Regions from separate parts of the Homo sapiens genome. Here region 2 is linked to region 1. Evidence: chromatin loops called from intact Hi-C (ENCODE). Cell type or tissue: upper lobe of right lung. All regions are shown on one strand. Links, peaks and the distances in the headings refer to the core of each region. The heading gives the core; the rest is flanking DNA.

Region 1 (11,643 bases), core at 2,284-10,283:
CCAGCCGTGAACAAGTAGAATTTGAAATTAAAAAGACATTAAGTATGAACAGGTTTTTTAATGAGGCAGACTATAAAACTGTGATGAAATGTATCAACTAAATAGATATTCCATGTTCACAGATAGAACAACTCAATAATGTCAAGATATAATTTCTTCCTAGCTTATCTATGGAGTCAATGCAATCCCAATCCAAATCCCAGCAAGTCATTTTATGGATATTGACAAACTGATTATAAAGTTTATGTGGAAAGGCAAAAGACCAAGAATAACCAACTCAATATTGTGGGAGAAACAAGTTAGAGGACTGACGCTACCTGACTCCAAGACTTAGTATAAAGCTACATTAATCAGGACAGTGATATTGGTGAAACAACAAGTAGATCAATGGAACAGAATAGAGAGCCCAGAAATAGACTCACATAAATAGAGCCAACTGATGTTTGACAATGGAGAAAAGATAGTCTTTTCAGCAGATTGAAACACTATCTGCATGCAAAAAAAAAAAAAAAATCTAAACACAGACTTCACAACTTTCTCAAAAGTTAACTCAAAATGGATCATAGACCTAAATGTAAAATGCAAAACCATGAAACTGCTAGAAGATAACATAAGAGAAAATTTGATGACCTCGGGTATGGTGGTGACTTTTGGGCATGATCCATGAAAGAAATAATTGATAAACTGGACTTCATTAAAATTAAAAACTTCTAGTCTGAGAAAGACTGTGTCAAGAGAATGAGAAGACAAACCACAGACTAGTAGAAAATATTTTCTTTTTCTTTCTTTCTTTTTTTTTTTTTTAAAGACGGAGTCTTGCTCTGTCGCCCAGGCTAGAGTGCAGTGGCGTGATCTTGGCTCATTGCAACCTCCGCCTCCCGGGTTCAAGTGATTCTCCTGCCTCAGCCTCCTGAGTATCTGGGATTACAGGAGTGCACCACCACGCCCGGCTAATTTTTTTTTTTTTTGTATTTTTAGTAGAGACGGGGTTTCACTGTGTTGGTCAGGATGGTCTCAAGCTCCTGACCTCATGATCCTGCTGCCTTGGCCTCCCAAAATGTTGGGATTACAGGCGTGAGCCACCGCACCCGGCCAATATTTTCGAAAGACACATTTTAAAGGACTGTTATCAGTTGGAATGGTGGCTGATGTCTATAATCCCAGCACTTTGGGAGGCCAAGATGAGAGGATCACTGAGCTCAGGAGTTTGAGACCAGCCTGGGCAAGATGGCAAGACCCTGTCTCTGCAAAAATTTTTTTAAAGTTAGCTAGTCACAGTGGTGTGTGCCTATAGTCCTAGCTACTTGGGAAGCTGAGGCAGGAGAATCCCTTGAGACCAGGAAGTTGAGGTGGCAGTGAGCCACTGCATTCCAGCCTGGGTCACAAAGCAAGACCCTGTCTCAAAAAAAAAAAAAAAAAAAAAAGGACTATTGTCTAAATTATACAAAGAACTGTTAAAACTCATCAATGAAAAATAGGGCCAGGCATGGTAGTTCATGCCTGTAATCTCAGCACTTTGGGAGGCTGACGTGGTGGATCATTTGAGGTCAGGAGTTCAAGACCAGCCTGGCCAACATGGTGAAACCCTGTCTCTACTAAAAATACAAAAATTAGGCCTGGCGTGGTGGCTCACGCCTGTATTCCCAGCATTTTGGGAGGCCGAGGTGGGTAGATCACAATGTCATGAGTTCGAGACCAGCTGGGCCAACATGGTGAAACCCCGTCTCTACTAAAAAATATACAAAAATTAGCCGGGCATGGTGGTGTGGGCCTGTAATCCCAGCTACTCGGAAGGCTGAGGCAGGAGAATCGCTTGAACCCAGGAGGCGGAGGTTGCAGTGATCCAAGATCATGCCAGTGCACTCTAGCCTGGGTGACAAAGTTAGACTCTGTCTCAAAAATAAAAAAATTTAAAAAATTAAAAATGAACAACACAACAAAAAAAAATGGACAAAAGATCTGAAGAGACCTGAGTGAAGAAAATATACAAGTGGCAAATAAGCATATGAAAAGATGCTCTGCATCATATTTCATAAGGGAAATGCAAATTAAAATGACAGTGAGATACCACCACTAAATAGGATGGCCAAAATCCAGAACATTGACATCACCAAATGCTAGCAAGGAAGTGGAGCAATAGAAACTCTTATTCATTCCTAGTGGGAATGCAAAATGCTATACCCACTTTGGAAGACAGTTGGTAGTTTCTTACAAAATGAAATGTACTCTTAACATACACCACAGTAATCACACTCCTTGATATTTACCCAGATAAACTGAAAACCTATATCTACTCAAAAACCTGCACACAGATGTTTATAGCAGCTTTATTCATAATTGCCGAAACTTCGAAGCCACCAAGATGTCTTTGAATGTATAAACTCTGGTACATCCAGACAACTGAATATTATTCAGTACTAAAAAAAAATGAGCTATGAAGCTATGAAAAGACATGGAGGAAACTGAAATGTATATTACTAAGTGAAAGTAGTCAATCCGGAAAGGCTATGTACCATATGTTTCCAAGTATATGACATTCTGGAAAAGGCAAAACTGTGGAGATAGTTAAAGGTTCATGGGTTGGGGAGGAGGGAGAGATGAATAGGTGGAGCACAGAGGATTTTTAGGGCAGTGAAACTATTCTGTATGAAACTACAATGATAGATATATGTCAGTATACATTTGTCCAAACCAAGAGAATGCATAGCACTGAGAGTGGGCACTAATGTAAACTTTGCCCTCTGGGTAACAATGATGTGACAGCATAGGCGCATGGGTTTTAACAGTGTAACACCGGTGAGGGATGTGGATAATGGGGGAGGCTGTACTTGTGTGGACACAGGGGTGTATGGGAACTCTACTTTCCGCTCAGTTTTCCTGTGTACCTAAAGTTTGTCTTAGAAATTTTATTAATAAAAAAATGGCAGCTATGAGGCAGTAGAACAGTATGTTCAAAGAATATACATGAAATTCTGTATCTAAAACTATCCTTCAAAATTGAAGGTAAGATAAAGACATTCCCATATAAACAAAGACTGAGATAATTGGTAGATTGTAGATTTGTCCTTCAAGAAATGCTGTATTAAAGGAAGTCCTTTAGGCTAAAAGGAAATGACTCCAGACATTATCTTGAATCCCCAGGAAGAGGGCCTTGTGAGAGAAATAAGAAGAGAAGACATGTATCTGTGAAGAAAAGTGGGAAATCTAACAGTGGGTGAAATAGATTGATTACTTACTGTATGACTGTCCGAAAGAGACACAGCCGTGTCCTCAGGAAATATTTGCTAGGACGCTTGGTAAAAGAAAGTGATAGGGCACCTGCTAGGCTATTTTTAAATGAAATCATAGATGTTGGGAGTGGCACAGCCTTCTCAGCTCATGACACTTTGCTTCCCAGTCAGTTCTTCCCACATGTGCCCTTCCTCCTCTGTGTTTGCTGGCATTAAAAGTCAGTGTACTAAACGTTTTCAGGAGAGTTGTTATATAAACTTTCAAAACCTCCCTTAGAATAAAGAGCATTTTCTAGTTAAATTTCACAAAAATGTTTTTCACACAGCTCTAAAAATAACTTGGAATTCAGGGTGAGCCATCATCCTAGATAAATTACAGTAAGGCACATTTGTCTGAGAGAAAGGGAGCCAACAGAGACATGATGATTTATCTAACTTTGTGAGGAAACCAAGACAGGAATTTGTTAGAATTCAAAGTATTATGATTTCAACCATGAGACTACATGAAATTAAGCAACATTTAATGTTTAATCCCTAGCGAATGACATACTTTTGCTCTGGGATGTGATTTGTTTGCCGTAATTCGTTTTAGTGATATTTTGCTGAGATAAAGCTGCAGGAATGTTTGCTTTTCTTATGGCAACTGGCAAATAGTTAAAATGGACTGTGAGAACATTTGTTCTTCAGGATTCTGTTTAATACTGAGTGTAGGCAAATAAAACAACACATCTGGGCTCTGTTTTTTTCTGTAATCTGATGGTATTGGATTAGATTATTTCCATGATACAATCTTATTCAACAAACATTTATGAAGTTCTCACCACATAGATGGTGTGGGAGTCAGAATAAAAGGCCAGACCCTCAGAGAACTGCTGTCTTGGGAGGCACGTGGCAGTGAAGGGAAATCATTGTGATGTTTTGTGAGATGCTATGGAGGCTACACTGAAAAGGAAGTGATTAACCCTGTCCAGATATGGAGGGCAGGGTTGCTGGGTGGCTTGAAAGGTTTCAGGGAGATGGTGCCCAAGCAGGACTTGAAGATTGGATAGGAGTTATCAAAGAGGACAGCAGGCAAGAACGAACTTCTAGAGACCCAATTTTTCTTCTGCTTTCTACTTATCAAAAAGTATTTAGCATTGAGAGTGTTTTCTATAATGAAGGCTCTTAAAATTATTATTTAATATTTCTTGAACATGCTTGGTACCATTTAAAATACAGGTTTAGGCCGGGCACAGTGGCTCACGCCTGTAATCTCAGCACTTTGGGAGGCTGAGGTGGGTGGATCATCTGAGGTGAGGACTTCGAGACCAGCCTGGCCAGCATGGAGAAACCCCGTCTCTACTAAAAACACAAAAATTAGCTGGTTGTGGTGGCGGGCACTTGTAATCCCAGCTACTCAGAAGGCTGAGGCAGGAGAATCGCTTGAACCCGGGAGGCAGAGGTTGCAGTGAACCGAGATCGCGCCACTGCACTACAGCCTGGGTGACAGAGCAAGACTGTCTCAAAAAAAAAACCAAAAAAAACCAAAAAACAAAAAACACAGGTATAATCTAAATAATCAAGTTAAATTAGAAACGGCTTTGGTACATTGTCAGGACACTAGGGGGACATTTACTTCTGGAGTTTTTTTCAGTTCTGTGTATTTTACTTCTTGAGTCTTTGTGCTGACCACTCTATTTCAGTGAATTGAGTTCCCTTTAAAAAGCATATCAGAAAGTAAAACTGCTTTTGTTGTGTTTCTATTCAGCTACAAATCTCCCAGAGTCTGCTTGCAGTGAAGTGTTAGTAATGAGGTCTCTTCTGTCCCCACTTCAATGCCGCCGTGAAGAAAATCCCATGAAATGTTATAAGGCATTTTAGTGGATGGAAAAGCAATATAAATGACCAGATTACCTAGGTGCTTAAAATTGCATCAGGTGGCCTCCTTGTAGCCCTTGCCACATGGTAATTAAATGTTTGTTACTGATTGTTCTCCTCACTGGCTTAGTCCACACACACAGTGGCATCAGGGGCTGGGTCTTGTTGATTCACTGATATCCAAGCTCCACATCCTTAGGGTGTGATCACAGCTCACTGCAGCCTCTACTTCTGGGTCTCAAGTGATCCTCCCACTTCAGCCTCCCAAGTAGCTAGGACCACAGACATGTGCCAGTATGCCCTGCTAATTTTTGTATTTTTGGTAGAGACGGGGTTTTACCATGTTGCCCAGGCCAGTCTCAAGCTCCTGAGCTCAAGTGATCCTCCTGTCTTGGCCTCCTAAAGGGCTGAAATTACAGGCATGAGCCACAGCACCTGGCTATGCTGCTCAATCTTGAGTGCAGATATTGTCAATTGTTGTGCTTTTTTTTTTTTTTTTGAGACAGGGTGTCATTCTGTCTCCTAGGCTGGAGTGCAGTGGCATCATCATAGCTCACTATAACCTCAAACTCCTGGGCTCAGGCAATCCTCCCACCTCAGCCTCCTGAGTAGCTGGGACCACAGGTGCATGCCACCACACCTGGCTACTTTTTTCACTTTTTTTATACAGACGGGGTCTCACTCTGTTGCCCAGGCTGGTCTCAAACTCCTGGGCTCAAGCAGTCCTCCCGCCTCAGCCTCCTGAGTAGCTGGGGATTACAGGCATGAGCCACTGGGCCAGCCTTGCTTAATTAAGTTTCTGAAACTGATGCCTGTAGATAGTTCCTCTTAGATACTCTAGTTGACGCTGTAGCATCTCCTTTTAAACTAGATTCCTGAACTCCTAGATTTCTGACCTCATATTTATGTTGGCATCTTGTCTGTCTTGTTGCTGTTGTTATATGTAATTTTTAAAGACAATAATCTGATTTAGGAGTCACAAACCAGCAGTGGCCTCGGCCAGGTGCGGTGTTCGGCCAGCACAGCAGTTTGAATTGTTTTGACTTTGAATGAAGTCTTCAGGCAAGGCTTGTACTTTGGACAGCCCACTACTCTGTGTTGTTTCACACTGATTGTTTCTTTCATTATCACAATTATTTAATTTTTGTGTTTCTTTGTATATTGTCAGTCTTCCATAGGGGCTGCCTCCATGAGGTCAGACAGCTTTTCTCCTTCGTTCATTGCCCTCCACCCCAGCCCTAGCCCAGTGCCTGGTACCAGAGGGCACTTGAGAAGTGTAGTTGAGTGGATGAGTGCACGACATCCAGGATCTGAGGTGATCCCTGGTGTGGGTGTGAAGGAATACGGTTGGTCTTTCTACCAAACATACTCAAACATGACGAGCCCTTAAAGCTGCCAGCTTGGCTGCTATTGCTTGGAACGTTTCTGAAATCCTCTCTGGGAATTGCCTTTTTTCAGTCAGTTTATGATTCAACAGCACAGTTGTTCAAGATTTTCATATTTACAAAGTGCTTTCCTATGCATTTTCCTATTGGAGCGATCATCCCCATTCTGAGGTGAGTGTGCTTAGTTTCAAGTAGTGAATGAATCTGCCTGTGTTGCACAGCAAGTATGCAGCATGGTGGTCTTGTCCCCCTCCCCCATGCTGGCTTGGTGTTTTCTCTTCTTCACCACCACAGTCAGTGCCTTGTCCAGTTTCTGTCAGGGGTGGGTGCGGGGGGCCTGGGGCTCTGGTGTGTTTTCTAGGAAAGAGAGTGACATTATTCCAGTGTCTTCTGGTAACACTATATTCACTTTTTTTTTCTTTTTTTTGGGACAGGGTCTCACTCTGTCACCCAGGCTGGAGTGCAATGGCACCATCTCCACCTCCTGTGTTCAAGCTGTCCTCCCACTTCAGCCTCCCAAGTAGCTGGGACTACAGGCGCGTGCCACCATGCCTGGCTAATTTTTAATTTTTGGTAAAGATGGGGTTTCGCTGTTGCCCAGGCTGGTCCCAAACTTGTGAGCTCAAGCAGTCCACCCATCCTGGCCTCCCAAAATGGTGAGATTACAGGTGTGAGTCAACTGCGCCTGATCTAAATTCACTTTAAGAAGCATATTAAGGCCGGACGTGGTGGCTCAGCATTTTGGGAGGCTGAGGTGGGCAGATCACAAGGTCAGGAGTTCGAGACCAGCCTGGCCAGTATGGTGAAACCCCGTCTCTACTAAAAATACAAAAATTAGCCAGGTGTGGTGGCGTGCGCCTGTAGTCGCAGCTACGCGGGAGGCTGAGGCAGAAGAATTACTTGAACCCAGGAGGTGGAGGTTGCAGTGAGCAAAGATCGCGGCACTGCTCTCCAGCCTGGGCAACAGAGCAAGACTCCGTCTCCAAAAAAAAAAAAAAAAAACCACATTAAAAACCAAAATTGTGTGTGTCCAAGTTCCTAGGTAGCCATAGTAAGTGCTATAATTGATAAGGAGGGCTTTAGGCCATAATGAACAGACAGACTTGGCGCGGGCTCTGCCTCCTGTTCATTGTCACCGCACTCCTGTGCCATCATATTACAGGGCCCGGGGCTGGGCTTTGGCACCTTTCTCCGCCCCCCCTCACAGGATTGCCGGGAAGCATGTGCTTGGCATCTTACTGGAGAGCAGAGCTCACTTCAATGTGGCTGCTCTTCCCAGGATTGAACACTCAGGAGCCTGGTCTGAAATCTCCAGCCTTCCTTCAGGTTTTATTTTTACTAAAGCCAGCCTGTACTCTTTTAAACCAGGGAGCTGAAGGCTGGCTTCTGAAAATACACCCCACAGGCCACTCTGCCGTGGCTTGTTCAGGCATTCCAGGGAGGGCTTGCTGACCTGAAGGTGTCCTCTGGCCCAGGTCAAAAGACCAGAGAAGACACTGGCGCCAGGAACCGCCACTGGCAAGGTAGCTGCCATCTGAGGTAGGATATTGTTCTTTTTTTTTTCCAGTCGAAGGCGGCCTTAATGTGGCTTCTCAGACATTTGAGACCAAAAAAAAAAAAAGGCAGTTTGACCCTGCCTTTACTTTCTGAAAATGACAGAAGCTTTCAGATATATTTCAAGATATGGGTCATAAGCATGACCCATAGTTTATGTCACCTTAAATAGAGCAGCTGATTAGAACTGGCCATTGGTTATAAAATAAAAGAGTACGTGTAGGTTTGTGGGAGCAGGATCCTAACTGCTTTAGCAATACTAAGCCACTCCTTGCCGTGTGATTTCAGTGTCTTTCCTTCCAGTTGGAACTCCTCTCTGCCCTTTAGCCTGATTTTCTTGTGTGTAACATGGCAAATTATTTCATGGCTAATCCTTCTTACAGACCTGAAATTGTTCTTTTTAAAAAAAACTTTGGTGGGTTTTGAGATCCCCTCCTTTGATTCTCAGATGTGGCTGTTAGTAGTTTAATTTCTGTATGTGGTTTCTGAGTAGCTTCCAACAACCTATTTTTGTTAACAGTTCTTTAAAAAAAAAAATGCTCGAGAGAAAGGAATCTTAGGAACGGATTCCGTCTGTGAAATGCAAGGGAGAATTTTGGCCAAAGTAGAAGGAATGGAATGGATGACATAAAGGGTGACATTTGTGCTCAGAGTTGATTTCTTGGTGATAGTCTCATGTCTAATTTGAGGTTCCAGAAGCCCTTTAAAGGGTGGATGAGCTGCACAAATGGATGTGAGGGAGTTACACAGTGGTGGGTTCAGCAGAAAGTAAAGGAGCAGCAGAATCACAGAGAGAAGCCCCGAACTCTGGCTGCCCGGGCCCAAGGAACCCTCACCCTTAGCGGGACTTTGCTACCTTTGCACTCTTTTAACCTGGGTCTAGAGCTCATGGATCTGGCAAGGGATGAAAATATAAGCAGACAGTATTAATATGTGAGCCCCTGAGCTCTCTCCCTTCCTCACGCCAGTTCGTGAGTCTCATCAGTGTGAGACTGTGTTTCAGGTCTCTTGCCCAAGGACTAAGAGTGTGACTATGACTGCACACATTCCATGTGTAGGTGGTGCCCTCTGCTTCCAGATGCCGTGTGCACTATGGTTTCTATTTGAGGGGCTCTCACCTTCTTTTTCTGGCTTCACTCTCTCTCCCCATGTCTCTGTCCTGCTTTCTGCCATGGCTCACAGTGGTGCTAGACAGACTCTGTCCCTTCTTTCTACAAGCTGATCTCCAAATGCTGAAAATCGTGAGCCAGATATTTTTTCCCAGTCCCTTTTTATACCATCAATCTTGCCTTCTCAGTCCATGATCTGGCTATATATCTGAAACTAGCAGTTAATAAGGATTTTGGTATAAAATGCATGATTGATAAATATATTAAAGTTTATACATATATATAAATCCTTCTTGTATGCCATTTTCAAAGAAAACAGGCCTCCCTTTGACCTTGCTTTATGTAGATTTATTTCCTAATCTGGAAATGTGGCCAGCTAGAACACTGTTCCTTTCTTCCACTGTGAAGCTGTCCTTTTAGCTGGTAGAAAGCCCTGGACACCACAGCAAGGTGGTGGGGCTTTCCATGGCTAGCTCTCATGGTCATCCTGACTTCCAAAGACAAGCTAGGAAAGTGTTGGCACAGCTGTCTCTAAGAACCCAAGAAGGCCCAGCAGTGTGGCCACATGCCCTGCATAGTGGAAGAACTATTAGGAGGGCTTTCAGAGTTTGAAAAACTCTGGAAAGAGTCGGGATTATCAATATGAACAACTTCATCTAGTCAGGAAAGTTATGCTGGAATTGAACCTGATTCTCAGATAAATGGCTCACTCTGGGGTGTCTTTTCCCACCATGGTCATTCTTTGTTAGCAGGGGAGAGTTGGCACTGGATTTTGTTTTTTGTTTGCTTTTGAGACAGGGCCTCACTTTGTCACCCAGGCTGGAGTGCAGTGGTGCAATCTTGGCTCACTGTAGCCTCAACTTCCTAGGCTCAAGCAATCCTCCCACCTCAGCCTCCCAAGAAGCTGGGACTACAGACGTGCACTACCATACCTGGTTAGTTTATGTGTTTTTTGTAGAGACGGGATTTCACCATGTTGCCCGGGCTGGTCTTGAATTCCCAGGCTGAAGCGATCCCCCTACCTCAGCCTCCCAAAGTGCTGGAATTACAGGCGCGAGGCACTGCGTTTGGCCTTGGCACTGGCTTTTAATTTGCTTTGCATTCTGATTCGATAGCACTTTACCAGACTGAATGCAGACATGCGCTCTCCCCACAGACAGCGGCCCGGGCCAAGGATGGATCCCATTCACCCGGCGCCATGTTTGCCTCAGGCAAAGTGGTCTCCAGGGCCAGGAGACCAAGGCTGGCCTGTGATGTTGTGTCAGGTGCTCAAGGAATCCCAGAAGTGTACAAGACGGTGTGTAGTTTTCGCTCTTTTCTTCATGTCATGGATTGCTGGCTTGAGTTTTAATTAGGTTGCATGAAAGTGCAATTTGTTGGGAACTTTAATCATCTTCCACTGGGGAGCCTTGCTGGGCTGGTTTATTTTCATCCTGCTCCTCCCTGGGTGTGAAGACGGGGTTGAGGGACATTTTAGTACCTGTCTGCTCTCTCCTGCTTTGCTGGCCTTGATAACCACATTTTCTAACACAAAACTTGGGACATGAGAGCCTGACTTCTGCCAATGTTGTGGAGTTTTTTCCTATTTGTTAATTTGATTAAACTGAAAGGTTTATGAAAATATAGAAGTTAAACAACATTGGACACTTAATACATTTAATGAGCTTCCTTTATTTGGAAAGAACCACACTTCACAAGCCAGGGGTCCCTTCAGACAGTCTTGGGAGTCGGATTGCTGGGAGGTGAGGTCCTGATCCAGGAACTTTGAGTTAATGGTGGTCATTATGATGCTGGTGGCAGCTGTGTTCCCTCTGTGTACAGATGAATTCATCCAACCTCATAACAAACCCAGGAGGGAGGTCCTCTCACAACTTCAGCTCAGAGGCGAGGACACTGAGGCCCAGGGCAGTGAGGCCCCTTTGCCAGGCTGCCAAGTGACTGGGCCAGGGTGTCACCCAAGCCAGGCTGGCTTGAGGGTTCATCCTCATGACCCCTGCACTGCCGCTGTTGTGCTGCAGTTAGTGTTTTTCAAGTGGTCTCTGAGTTTTGAGAAGCGACAGGCTGCATACTTGGCTCTTGACCCCCATGACCTCGGTGGCACTGTGCCTCAGCCCCAGGTTGTCAATTTGAAATTGGGTGGACTTCACAGGCACTGGCCTCCAGGGGCCCACGGAGGAGTGTTCGGAGGGGTTTCCACCCAACACGCCTAGTGGGGCTCTGGGTCCCGGCCCCAGAGGCTGAGCCCTACTATCCTTCCCTGAGCTGAGGCCCCCACCCCTTTCATACCTCAAGCTCATCCTGGGCAGTGGCTGGGCCCTGGGCCATTCTGGACAAGGCAGGGTGGTCCTACCCTGAGACCTACCTGGTACAAAGACCTGGGATTGCAGTGAGAAAAAAGCTTTTACCAAATAGCCATCCAGCCGGGTTGAACTCTTCCCAAGCCCCCACCCCTCAACCAGCTTATTACATGCAAGTTTTAAGCTATCCTTGCCTGGAGCCTTCTCTTGC
Region 2 (11,643 bases), core at 1,423-9,422, 64 kb after region 1:
TCCTGTCCCACCCTATGTGATGGCTGGAGGGACAAGGGAACCCCAGTAGGATGATGGATTCCTAGGGGTTGCAAAAGGAATGGGCAGGGCCAGCCATCACTGAGACAGCACCCAGGCGGTCTCGTAGGTTTTGCTTAGAGACTGTGTGCTCCACTTGCCATTGCCAGGAGAGGCATCCACCCAGGCGTCCATGAATACATGGATACACACAAGGAGGTGCAGCCACATGATACAATGTGATTCAGCTAAAGGAGAGTGGAGCTCCGGTCCATGGACCTTGCGGAGGCACCTTGAGAACATTGTTCCGGGTGAAAGAAGCCAGACACAAAATAAAATATTGTATGGTTACAACAATGTGGAAATGTCCAGAACAGGCACATCCACAGAGACAGAAACCAGATGTGTTACTGCCAGGGGCTGGGGGCAGGAGGGAAAATGGGGATGGCTTCTCGGGGGAATGAGGTTTCTTTTGGGAGATGAGAATGTTTTGGAAGTAGATAGAGGCGATGGCTGTGCCACATTGTGGATGCACCAAATGCAACTGAATTGTACTCTGAAATGATTAATTGTACATTGTGTGAATTTCACCTAAATTTAAAGAAAAAGGTGACCATGAGAGCAAAATCTGTCCCAGCCATGGAAACCCCCGGGCTCACCTGGGTACACTTAAACCGAACTCTCTGGCCCCTTGCTGGTCTACCTCCCCAGCCCAGACCAACAAATAGCAGGTCCTGGAGATATCTGGGCAGCATCCACACATCATTTCCATAGAGCACATGCCAGGGGCCCTGGCATGAGTGGGACAGAGATGAGGGAGACCACCGCAGAGAGCCACAGGATAGATACTGTGCTGCTCACAAAGGTCCTTTAAAATTTTCCAGCAGCGGCTGGGCATGGTGGCTCATGCCTGTAATCCCAGCACTTTGGGAGGCCAAGGTGGGTGGATCACTTTAGGTCAGGAGTTCAAGACCAACCTGGGCAACACGGTGAAACCCCGTGTCTACTAAAATACAAAAAATTAGCCAGGAGTGGCAGCGTGTGCCTGTAGTCCCAGTTACTCGGGAGGCTGAGGCAGGAAAATCGCTTGAACCAGGGAGGCGGAGGTTGCAGTGAGCCAAAATCACGCCACTGCACTCCAGCCTGGGCGACAGAGTGAGACTGTCTCCAGAACAAACACAATTTTCCAGTAGCAACACTTAAAAAGTAAAAGGAGGTGAAATTATGTTTTCTCTTTGAGACAGAGTCTTGCTCTGTCGCCCAGGCTGGAATGCAGTGGCGCAATCTCAGCTCACTGCAACCTCCGCCTCCTGGGTTCAAGCGATTCTTTGGCCTCAGCCTTGCAAGCAGCTGGGATTACAGGCATGTGCCACCAAGCCTGGCTAATTTTTGTATTTTTAGTAGAGATGTGGTTTTGCCATGTTGGCCAGGCCTGTCTCGAACTCCTGACCTAAAGTGATCCACCTGCCTCGGCCTCCCAAAATGCTGGGATTACAGGCATAAACCACTACGCCTGGCCTGAAGTTAATTTTAATAATATATTTTACTTAACCCAGTATATATCCAAAAAGTATCATTTCATCATGTCAATTAGAATTTATGAGTGAGACATAGGTGGGAGTTGAACAATGAGGACACATGGACACAGGGCGGGGAACATGACACACCGGGGCCGGTGGGAGTCGGGGGCAGTGGGAGGGATATCATTAGGAGAAATACCTAATGTAAATGATGAGTTGATGGGTGCAGCACACCAACATGGCACATGTATTCCTATGTAACAAACTTGCACATTGTGCACATGTACCCTAGAACTTAAAGTATGATAATAATTTAAAAAGGAATTTGAGATATTTTAACATTCTTTTTCTTTCTTTCTTTTTTTTTATTTTTTTGAGACGGAGTCTTTCTCTCTCGCCCAAGCTAGAATGCAGTAGTGTGATCTTGGCTCACTGCAACCTCCGCCTCCCAGGTTCAAGTGATTCTCCTGGCTCAGCCTCCCGAATAGCTGGGACTACAGGCACAAGCCACCACACCTGGCTAATTTTTGTAATTTTAGTAGAGGCAGGGTTTCACCATATTGGTCAGGCTGGTGTTGAACTCCTGACCTCAGGTAATCCACCTGCCTTGGCCTCCCAAAGTGCTGGGATTAAAGGCGTGAGCCACCACACCCAGCCAACATCCCTTGTCTCCCCTCCCCTCCCTTCCTCCTCCCCTCCCTCTTCCCTCCCCTTTTCTTCCCCCTTTTTGAGACAGACTCTTGCTCTGTCGCCCAGGCTGGAGTGCAGTGGTGCAATCTCGGCTCACTGCAACCTCCGCCTTCCAGTTTCAAGCGATTCCTCTGCCTTAGCCTCCTGAGCAGCTGGGACTACAGGCACGCACCACCACGGCTGGCTAATTTTTTGTATTTTAGTAGAGACGGGGTTTCACCATGTTGGCCAGGATGGTCTCGATTTCCTGACCTCGTGATCTGCCCACCTCGGCCTCCCAAAGTGCCGGGATTACAGGAGTGAGCCACTGCGCCCAGCCAACATTATTTTTCTTCATACTGACTCTTCCAAATTCTCTGTGGGGTTTTGCACTTGGAGAGTATCTCACAGATCCTGAAACCCAGGGACTCCTAGAAACTTCTCTCCAATTCTTTAGAGAGAACGCTGCAGCTCGGAGGGGCCTCGGGGGGATCTGGTGTGACTTTTCCCATTTCCACAGAGGAAACCCAGCGAAGCCTAGGGAGGTCCTAAGATGACCCTGGGGCCCCAGTGTAAGCTTGCAGCGGAGCCAGGACCAAATGCCTGTCCCACCAGCCCTCGCCTCCCTGCTAGGGCCCAAGGCGTCTCTGCTCTTCCGGATGGAGAAAGAAGCTGCCTTTTGAGGCTGCATCTCATCTTGTGGTTTGGGGTTGGAGTTGGGAGAGAATGCCTGAGAAAAGGTCAGGTGTGGTGGCTCACACCTGTAATCCCAGCACTTTGGGAGCCCGAGGCGGGCAGATCACGAGGTCAGGAGTTCAAGACCAGTGTGGCCAATATGGTGAAACTCTGTCTCTACTAAAAATACAAAAAATAGCCAGGCGTGGTGGCGCATGCCTGTAGTCCCAGCTACTCGGGAGGCTGAAGCAGAAGAATCGCTTGAACTCAGGAGACTGAGGTTGCAGTGACCCAAGATCATGCCACTGCACTCCAGCCTGGGTGACAAAGCAAGATTCCGTCTCAAAAAAAAAAGAAAAAAGAAAATGCCTGAGAAGATAGGAATTGGTGGAGATGAGGGGACACAGGTCCCCAGGCCTCCTGGACTTACATAGCCTGGGAAGGCGGAGTCAGAAGAAGGAGGATGGTATGCGGGAAGAGAGGCAAGAAAGATGCCAGCGAGGGAGAACAGCAGGGGGCATGGGAATAATTTGGGATTTGCTTCCACGGATTGGGGGGGCGACAGGTCTTAGCTTCCTGTGGCCACTGTAGCAAATGACCAGAAATGGGGTGGCTTCAAACAGCAAGCATTTGTTCAGAAGAATGAAATCAGGGTGCTGGGAGGGCCGTGTTCCCTGAGAGGCTCTGGAGAGATGCTCCCTCCCTCTCCCACTTCTGGTGGCTGTGGCCTGCCTGGACTCGTGGCCTTGTCACGCCAGCCTCTGCCTCATGGTTGCACGTCAGCCTTCTTGGTCTCAACTCTCCCTCCGCCTCCCTCGTATAAAGACACTTGGTTGGGTTTAGGGCCCACCCAGATAATCCAGGATGATCTCCTCATCTCAAGATCCTTAATCTCACTGGGTGTGGAGGCTCACGCCTGTAATCCCAGCACTTTGCGAGGCTGAGGTGGGAGGATCTCTTGAGCCCAGGAGGTCGAGGCTGCAGTGAGCTGAGATTACACCACTGCACTCCAGCCTGGGCGACAGAGCGATATCCTGTCTCAAAATAATCATCATCGTAATGAAAGATCCTTAACCTAAGTACATTGACAGATATTTTTCCAAATATAGTGGCACTCACGGGTTCTAGGAATTAGGATGTGGGCATGTCACTTTGAGGGTCACCATTCAACGCACTGCAAAGTGACAGAGTGAGAACATCAGTCCAAAAGTAAGGAGAGACCCTGTGCCATCAGAGACGGTGTATCCTGTGGAGTCATTCAGGCAGGTGACTTGGAACAGGGAGTTTCAGCGTAGTGAGCCCTTGGTGCCTGGCTTAGGAGTGAATGAGATTAGGAGGTTACAGAGGCCTTCCTAAGAGGCCCCAAGAGTCTTCCAGACCTCAGCACCCCCATCTGGAGGGGAGCAGTGGGGCCCTGTTGCCCTCACACCTGTGTCTCTATTGTCTGAAAGTTCAGTAGAAGGGAGTTCACCACCTCTGTCACCTCTGTCAGCTCCTGCCTGGGGGCCACTCTCTCCTCACCCAGACACAGGCTCCCCAGCCAGATCACTCTGGAACTTTCCCTGGCAGCTCAGAGTGGCAGGAGTCAGAGCTGTGTTGACATTGCACATTTTTGAACCTGTCTACAGCAGCCTGGGTTGGGCACAACCTGGAATTGCCCTCAGGAGCTGCCTTGGGCCTGTGCATCAGTGAGGCCAGGGCGGCCGCCTCTGTACTGACCTGCCAGTCGGCTGGCTCTTCCTGCTTCCTTCCTGCTGCTCCAGGCCTCCCAGGTCTAGCACACGTGCATTCATTGTGGCCAGGAGTCCTGCATTGAGGCTCAGGACACCTGGGTCTCTGTCCCACCTGCCCCTAACCTGTCACCCCACCTTGGGGCCTTGGTTTCTCTCCTTTAAAAAGGAGTTGAATTATGGAAGGTTTCTTCCAGCTTGGTCCTCTGTACAGGGGATTGTGCCAAGCATGGGTGGTGGGCAAGAGTTAAGGAGGAAGGTGGCTGGCTATAGTGGCTCACGCCTGTAATCCTAGCACTTTCGGAGGCCAAGGCGGGCGGATCACTTGAGGTCAGGAGTTTGAGACCAGCCTGGCCAACATGGTGAAACTCTACTAGAAATACAAAAATTAGCCGGGCGTGATGACAGGCGCCTGTAATCCCAGCTGCTCCGGAGGCTGAGACGTGGGAATCACTTGAACCCGGGAGGCAGAGGTTGCAGTGAACTGAGATTGCACCACTGCACTCCAGCCTGACTTTTTGAGACTCTGTTTCAAAAAAAAAAAAAAAAGGAAAAGGAAAAGGAAGGTGATGGCAGGTAGGGGTTTCCTGAGAGACTATGAGGGGAGCCCAGGGCCAGAGAGAGCAGGGAAGGCCCAGCCAGCGACTGCTATCTATAGAGTGGGCCAGTGCCTGTCAGGTCACTGTATCCTCCCAGCAAACTCCTATCCTTATTTGTTCTGGAATGTTCTCAGTGGTGTCTGGTGGAATTGCTCTCCTAGGTATAAGCTCAGATTGGGTTTCTGCCCATCCTGGGGTCAGCTGAGACAGGGTAGTGTGTGTTGTAGGGAGAAGCACTGAGCTGCCCTCTGACATCCTTCGGCTACAGGGACCAAAACGAGTTTAGGAAGGGTGTGATCTGATACGTTTATTCTTTTTTTTTTTTAATTTTCATTTTTCTTTTTTTTCCCCTCTTTTTTTTAGAGACGGGGTCTCGTGTTGCTCAGGTTAGAGTTCAGTGGCTATTCACAGGCATGATCTCACTGCTAATCAGCATGGGAGTTTTGACCTGCTCCGTTTCCAGCAGAGGCTGGTTCACCTCTCCTTAGTCAACCTAGTGGTCCCCTGCTCCCAGGAGGCCACCATGTTGGTGCTGAACTTAGTGTGAACACCTGATTGGCATAGCACACTACAGCCCAGAACTCCTGGGCTCAAGTGATCCTCCCGCCTCAGCCTCCCGAGTGACTGGACTACAGGTGTGCCCCACGACACCCAGCTAACCATTTTTTAATGAAAAAAAAGTGTAGTTTTCTCCATTTTTTTCATTCAAAAATCTTTCTTTCAGCTAATACTTATAAGCACCTGCTTTGTGCTAGGCTTATTTGTGCAGTAAATTCTTTTTTTTTTTTTTTTTGAGACAGAGTCTTGCTCTGTCGCCCAGGCTGGAGTGAGGAAGCCCTAATATATAATCTTCAGTCAACTGTTAATCTGGAAGCCTCACCACATTGCTTTTTGGATTAGCAGAATGCCATCCTGGGGAATCCCAGCAGAAAGGAAGAAAGGAGCACTGTCAGTCTTACTGGTCACCCCTGGCCAAGGCCCAGTCATGACCCTTCCTTCCATCTCCATTTGATCCCATCATAAACCTCAAGAAAAGTAAAAAGCATCATCATCTTAGGAAAAAGTGTGGCGGGGGTGCTCAATATGTTGATCATGTTATGGCAAGACTCCAGATTATCTCTCTTCTTCTTTTTTTTTTTTTTTTTTAGGCGGAGTCTCACTCTGTTGCCCAGGCTGGAGTGCAGTGGCGCAATCTTGGCTTACTGCAAGCTCCGCCTCCCGGGTTCACGCCATTCTCCTGCCTCAGCCTCCCGAGTAGCTGGGACTACAGGCTCCCGCCACCATGCCCAGCTAATTTTTTGTATTTTTTAATAGAGACGGGGTTTCACCGTGTTAGCCAGGATGGTCTCGATCTCTTGACCTCGTGATCTGCCCGCCTCGGCCTCCCAAAGTGCTGAGATTACAGGCGTGAGCCACCGCGCCGGGCCTTGTGCATTAAATTCTAAAAGCAACGCTCGTACGGAAATGCAGGCATTTTGTGAGCAGCGCCTGGTTCCCTCCTGGCTGTGCAGCTGTGGGGCCTGGCTGTCCTTACTCTCCAGTGCAGGTGGAGCTCCTGTGGAAAGTGCAAAGGGTCCTGTTTCCAGGGCTATGAGTGCTGTCACTTGTCACTTGTATGCTTGCGCCAGGGCACCCAGTGGGGCAGGCATGGAAGCTTGTTGCAGCAGCACCCTCCTCCCTGCCCCTGGAAACTAACATGACCTCAGCAGGACAGGCCATTTCTGGGAGGCAGCCTGTCCACATGGAACACGTTGCCATGGATGGTATGATGGTGGTCAGCTGCATGGGTCATCTGGCGCAAGACTGGCCCAGGCATCTCTGATCTTAGGGCTGACAAGCGCTGGATGAAGAGTAAGTGGTGGTCTGGGCTCTGGCCCCAGTGACATCATGCGCTTGCAGTGGCCCTGAATAGCCACCCCTGCTTCTGCGCCTTCTTTCTCTGCTTAGAAATGAGCCCTGCCATCACGCTGGACCCTTCATCCACTCAATATTTTTCTTAAGTGGGTTCATTCTTTGAACACTGAAACATATTATTTAAAAGGGAAACTGGCCGGGCGTGGTGGCTCATGCCTGTAATCCCAGCACTTGGGGAGGCCGAGGCAGGTGGATTGCTTGAGCCCAGGAGTTCAAGACTAACCCAGGCACCACAGGAAGACCCTGTCTCTACAAAATATCAAAAAATTAGCTGGGAATGGTGGTGCATGCCTGTAGTCCCAGCTACTCAGGAGGCTGAGGTGGGAGGATTGCTTGAGCCCTGGAGGTTGAGGCTGCAGTGAGCTGTGATTGTGCCACCATCCTCCAGCCTGGGAGACAGAGTGAAACTCCATCTCAAAAAATAAATATTTTATTTAGAAAAGGAAGCTCTGTGCAGCCACCTAAATGGAACACCTGTATCATGTGCAGGTAACTGCAAAAGTAAATACAATGAAGACCAAAGCCAAAATATTATAAAATTCCAGATAGACTTGGCTGCCTCCCTACATCTCGGTGCCTGGGCTCTGCATTTGTTGGAGTTAGGGGCGTGCTGGCCTGGAGCTGAGCCCTACTTCACCTACACAGGTGACTGGAAGATCCTTGAAGAGGGAGGCTCTTTCCCAGCAGGTGAGGGGTGCCATTGAACTTGGGGCTTTGCTCTATCTAGGAAGGCCTGCCAGCCGGCGTGCCTCTGAAGAAATGCTCACCTGTGAGCAGGGAGCGCTCCCTAAACGCTAGTGGTGGGATTCTCCCTCTCTCCACTGGGCCTCAAAACACAGGCTCTTTGTTCACATGGCTGGAGACTGCCGAGGGTTTGGCTGCTGCTCAGGACCGCCTGGATTCCTCACAGAGAGTGGCAAGGAGGCATCAGGATACACCAGGAAATTCCCAGAACCATAAGGTGGGAGACCCAGGTTTGAGTCCTGCCTTTGGCACCAAGCCAGCTGGGGGACTTTATTATTCATGCAGTCTACAAATATTTATTGAGCATTTCCTGTGTGCCTGATACTGTGCCAGGGCTGGGCTTTGGCAGTAAACAAGATGGAAATGAAATTGCTTTGGCAATTTGGCAGTCTGGCAATTTGGCAATGAACAAGATGGAAATCAAACCCCTTGCCCTAGTGGGGCTTTTATTGAAGTGACAGGAGATAGTCAGCAAACAAGGAAACAAGTAGGAAACTTCCAAGTAGTGATATGGGATCAGAATAAGATGGGGTAATAGGATAGAGTGCCTAGGGAGCCAGCATTAGATGGGGAGGTCAGGGAAGGCAGTGTCTGGAATATGGGTGTGATGCCTGGAGACATAGCAGCCATTTTGTGACCATGAGGCAAGAAGCATGAGGACAAAAAACAACATAGCAACGATGCTGCAGAGGGAAGTTGAGAAGAGCCTAGGCCTTTGATGACATCATTGCACCACTGCACAAACTCTGGACCTTCATCCTCCAGGCTTCATGATACATGAGATAAATGAAATGCCCTGTGGGTTAGGCTTTTCTAGCAGCTAAACATGTCTTTAACTAAAACAGACTTAAACGACAAGGAAGAGCAAACTAGGAGAATATGTAGAAGAAGAACATTTCAGGTAGAGGGAACACATGTGCAAAGGCCCTGAGGCAGGAATGAGCTTGAAAGAGTTGATGAACATAACGTCAGTGCAGCTGAAGTGTGATGAAGTGGAGGGACATAGGTAAGCAGAGGCAGCATTGGGGCCCTTGGGTTTTATCCTTCATGCAGTAAATAAGAGGGCATTGGGGACTTTTGAGCAGGAGAGAGACACGATGTGATTGAGGTTTTAGAAAGCTCTTTCTGGCTGCTGCATGGAGCCCACAGGGGGCAAGACAGCAGTCAGGCCAAAAGGTCAAGTGAGGAGTGATGGACTCTGGCCTGACTCGGCCACAGCAGAGATGGAGTCTGGGGGCCACGCATATAATACACCACACACACCTCAATACACCCCCTTCTGCCCAGGCAGACCCAGGTTCCAGTCCTGACCCTGCCACTTGTCAGCTCTCAAACCTACCCATTTTCTCTCTCCTTACTGCCCCAATCATAGTGCAGGACGTCATCGTCTCTCACCTAGCATCTGCCACGGCCTTCTAATCTGCCTTCCTACCTCTAGCCTTCATCCCTCCCATCCTTTTTCCACATCCCAGCCACAGTTATATATTTTTTCTTTTCTCTTTTTTTTTTTTTTTTCCAGATAGAGGTTCACTGTGTCACCCAGGCTGGTCTCCAACTCCTGGGCCCAAGTAATCCTCCCACCTCAGCCTCCCAAAGTGTTGGCATTACAGGCGAGAGCCACTGTGCCTGGCCTAGCCACAATAATTCTTTTAAAACAATAAATGTAACCATACTGCTTCTCTGCTTAGAATCTTCTAGTGGAGCCTCAGCGTCAAGTCTAGATCCCTGGCCATGGCCTGTGTGTTTGTCAGGGCGTTGTCAGCTGCTGGAGCAAATGGGCTGAGAAATGCTTCATAGTTAAGATGCAGTTCAGTCTGGTTCTTCCTCACTGTGGTGTGAAGTAGGTGTCTCTTGCCAGTGGATAGCTTTCCTCCACGCGGTGATTCAGGGACCCAGGCTCCAACTGTCTTCTTCCCCTTCTCTATCCAGCCAGTTTAAGGGAAGCAGAGGTGAGGGAGGAGCCCTCCCACTCTTAGAAGCCTCAGTCCACCTCTGCTCACAATTGACTGCAGGGGGAGACTATGAAATAGTCTGTGTATCCAGGGAGGTCAGAAAATGGATTTTTAATGATTCACTATGAGTCTCACAACAGTCTTTCTTTCTGGCAACGAGATAGCAGTGTGCTCTTTCTTCTATCACACCCTCCCCCAGAGGGATGACCCCAGACTCCATCTGTCTCTGCCTGTGGCCCTGCATCTCCTGGAACATTCCATGCTCTCCGCTAGTACCATCCCGTGATCTCCAAGTAAAATCCAGTTCCTGCTCCCTCTGAACTGACTGGGGGCAGTTAAAGCTCTCATTAGGGAAGGGGGAACAGGGACACACAGCAGCCCCCACACCACAATTGCAGAATCTGACTGGCGGTGTTGTGAAGCTCCCTGTCCTACTCGTGGAGGGATTTCCCATCTCTGCTTTCTGGGAGGCCCCTCCTCATCCAGTATTCTCCGTGGCAACATCTGAGGTGGGGACCACATGGTTTTTGCAGCTCTTTTCCTGCCTGTACAAGGGTGGAGGCCCAAGGCTTGTTCTACAATGACAGGCTTGTGGTGTCTTTGGCAATACAATTCCCTCCAGATTTTAGGGAGTTTTCCTTCCAATAAGTTCCATGTGACCACACCCGAGGTACTTTTCTACTGTCATCTTCCAGCAGCTTTATTTCTTTGCTTCCTTATTTCCCATGTCTCTGTCTCTGCTGTCTCTGTCTGTCTGTGTACTGACACTGACCTTGAGAACATCTCAACAGTTAGTGGGGCAAGACCACCCACTTCATTTGATCCTTGCTGCAGGATTAAGGCCTTTGTAGACCTGAGAGTTTTAATGAGCCTTTGCTACTTAAAACCTTTTTATTTTTATTTCCTGCTATTTGAGATCCATTCACAGTTCACTTTTCCAACACTACAAGGCCTCAAACTCTTCATATTTCCCTTTCTTCTATTTCCACACTGTTTATATCTTGCTTGAGTGCGTCTCTGTCTCACAATACCTTACTGTACACCAAAGGAATGACTAACATACTTTTTTTTTTTTTTGAGATGGAGTCTCGCTCTGTCTTCAGGCTGGAGTGCAGTGGCACGATCTCGGCTCACTGCAACCTCCGCCTCCTGGTTTCAAGTGATTCTCTTGCCTCAGCCTCCCAAGTAGCTGGGACTACAGGCATATGCCACCATGCCCAGCTAATTTTTGTATTTTTATTAGAGACAGGGTTTCACCATGATGGCCAGGATGGTCTCGATCTCTTGACCTCGTCATCTGCCTGCCTCGGCCTCCCAAAGTGTTGGGATTACAGGCATGAGCCACCGCACCCAGCCCAACATACATTTTTATTGCAGCTCACTCAGCCACCTTCTTCTGGAGCTACAGGCTTACTTCTCCCAGTCTTCCCTTCAAGCTATTGTAGGCTACAGGTCTAACAAACATTTCACCTCTGCATGACATAAGTCTCCCACTTTCCATTCTGCAACATCTATTTTCATGTTCCCTGCTGCCTGGCCACTAAGCCAATGGTACATATTTTAGGTTTCAAGTTATGGCGGCACTCTATTTTGAGGTATTCATTAGTGCACACTATCTCCTGTAACAAATAGACCCCAAAATGCAGAATGATTAAAACACCACAGAGATGTGTTTCTCACATAACAAGCCAGAGTGAGAGCTCATTAGTGGCACGTGGCTTTTCTCCTGAAAAGCTGAATGCAGTGATTCGGAAACCCGTGTTCTTTACAGTTAGTAGATTCACCCTTCCCAAGGCCTAGTAACCAATGGTATTCAGCGGTGGAACGGGAAAGAGAGAGCCTG

What was found. A loop is a pair of places that touch in the nucleus more often than their neighbours do. Peaks named below come from ENCODE experiments on the same cell type or tissue, not always from the same donor. Only the 100,000 strongest peaks of a DNase experiment are listed, where the experiment ranks them.
Region 2: a loop joins it to region 1, with 4 times the contacts of the local background. A loop is called at or near these places in 25 of 110 quality-filtered maps.

The regions. Positions count from the first base shown.
Region 1 is chr17:21,158,461-21,170,103 of GRCh38, forward strand. The region is part of intron 1 of DHRS7B (dehydrogenase/reductase 7B); the gene reads left to right. Among named protein-coding and RNA genes, the nearest start is that of DHRS7B, 37 kb to the left of the region's middle. In upper lobe of right lung, for the core only: a CTCF peak has its summit at 5,916; no DNase peak of the experiment used is centred there; H3K4me3 peaks cover 412 bases; H3K27ac peaks cover 4,220 bases.
Region 2 is chr17:21,223,783-21,235,425 of GRCh38, forward strand. It overlaps the pseudogene RN7SL426P. Among named protein-coding and RNA genes, the nearest start is that of TMEM11-DT, 15 kb to the left of the region's middle. In upper lobe of right lung, for the core only: no CTCF peak of the experiment used is centred there; a DNase peak (open chromatin) is centred at 4,553; H3K27ac peaks cover 655 bases.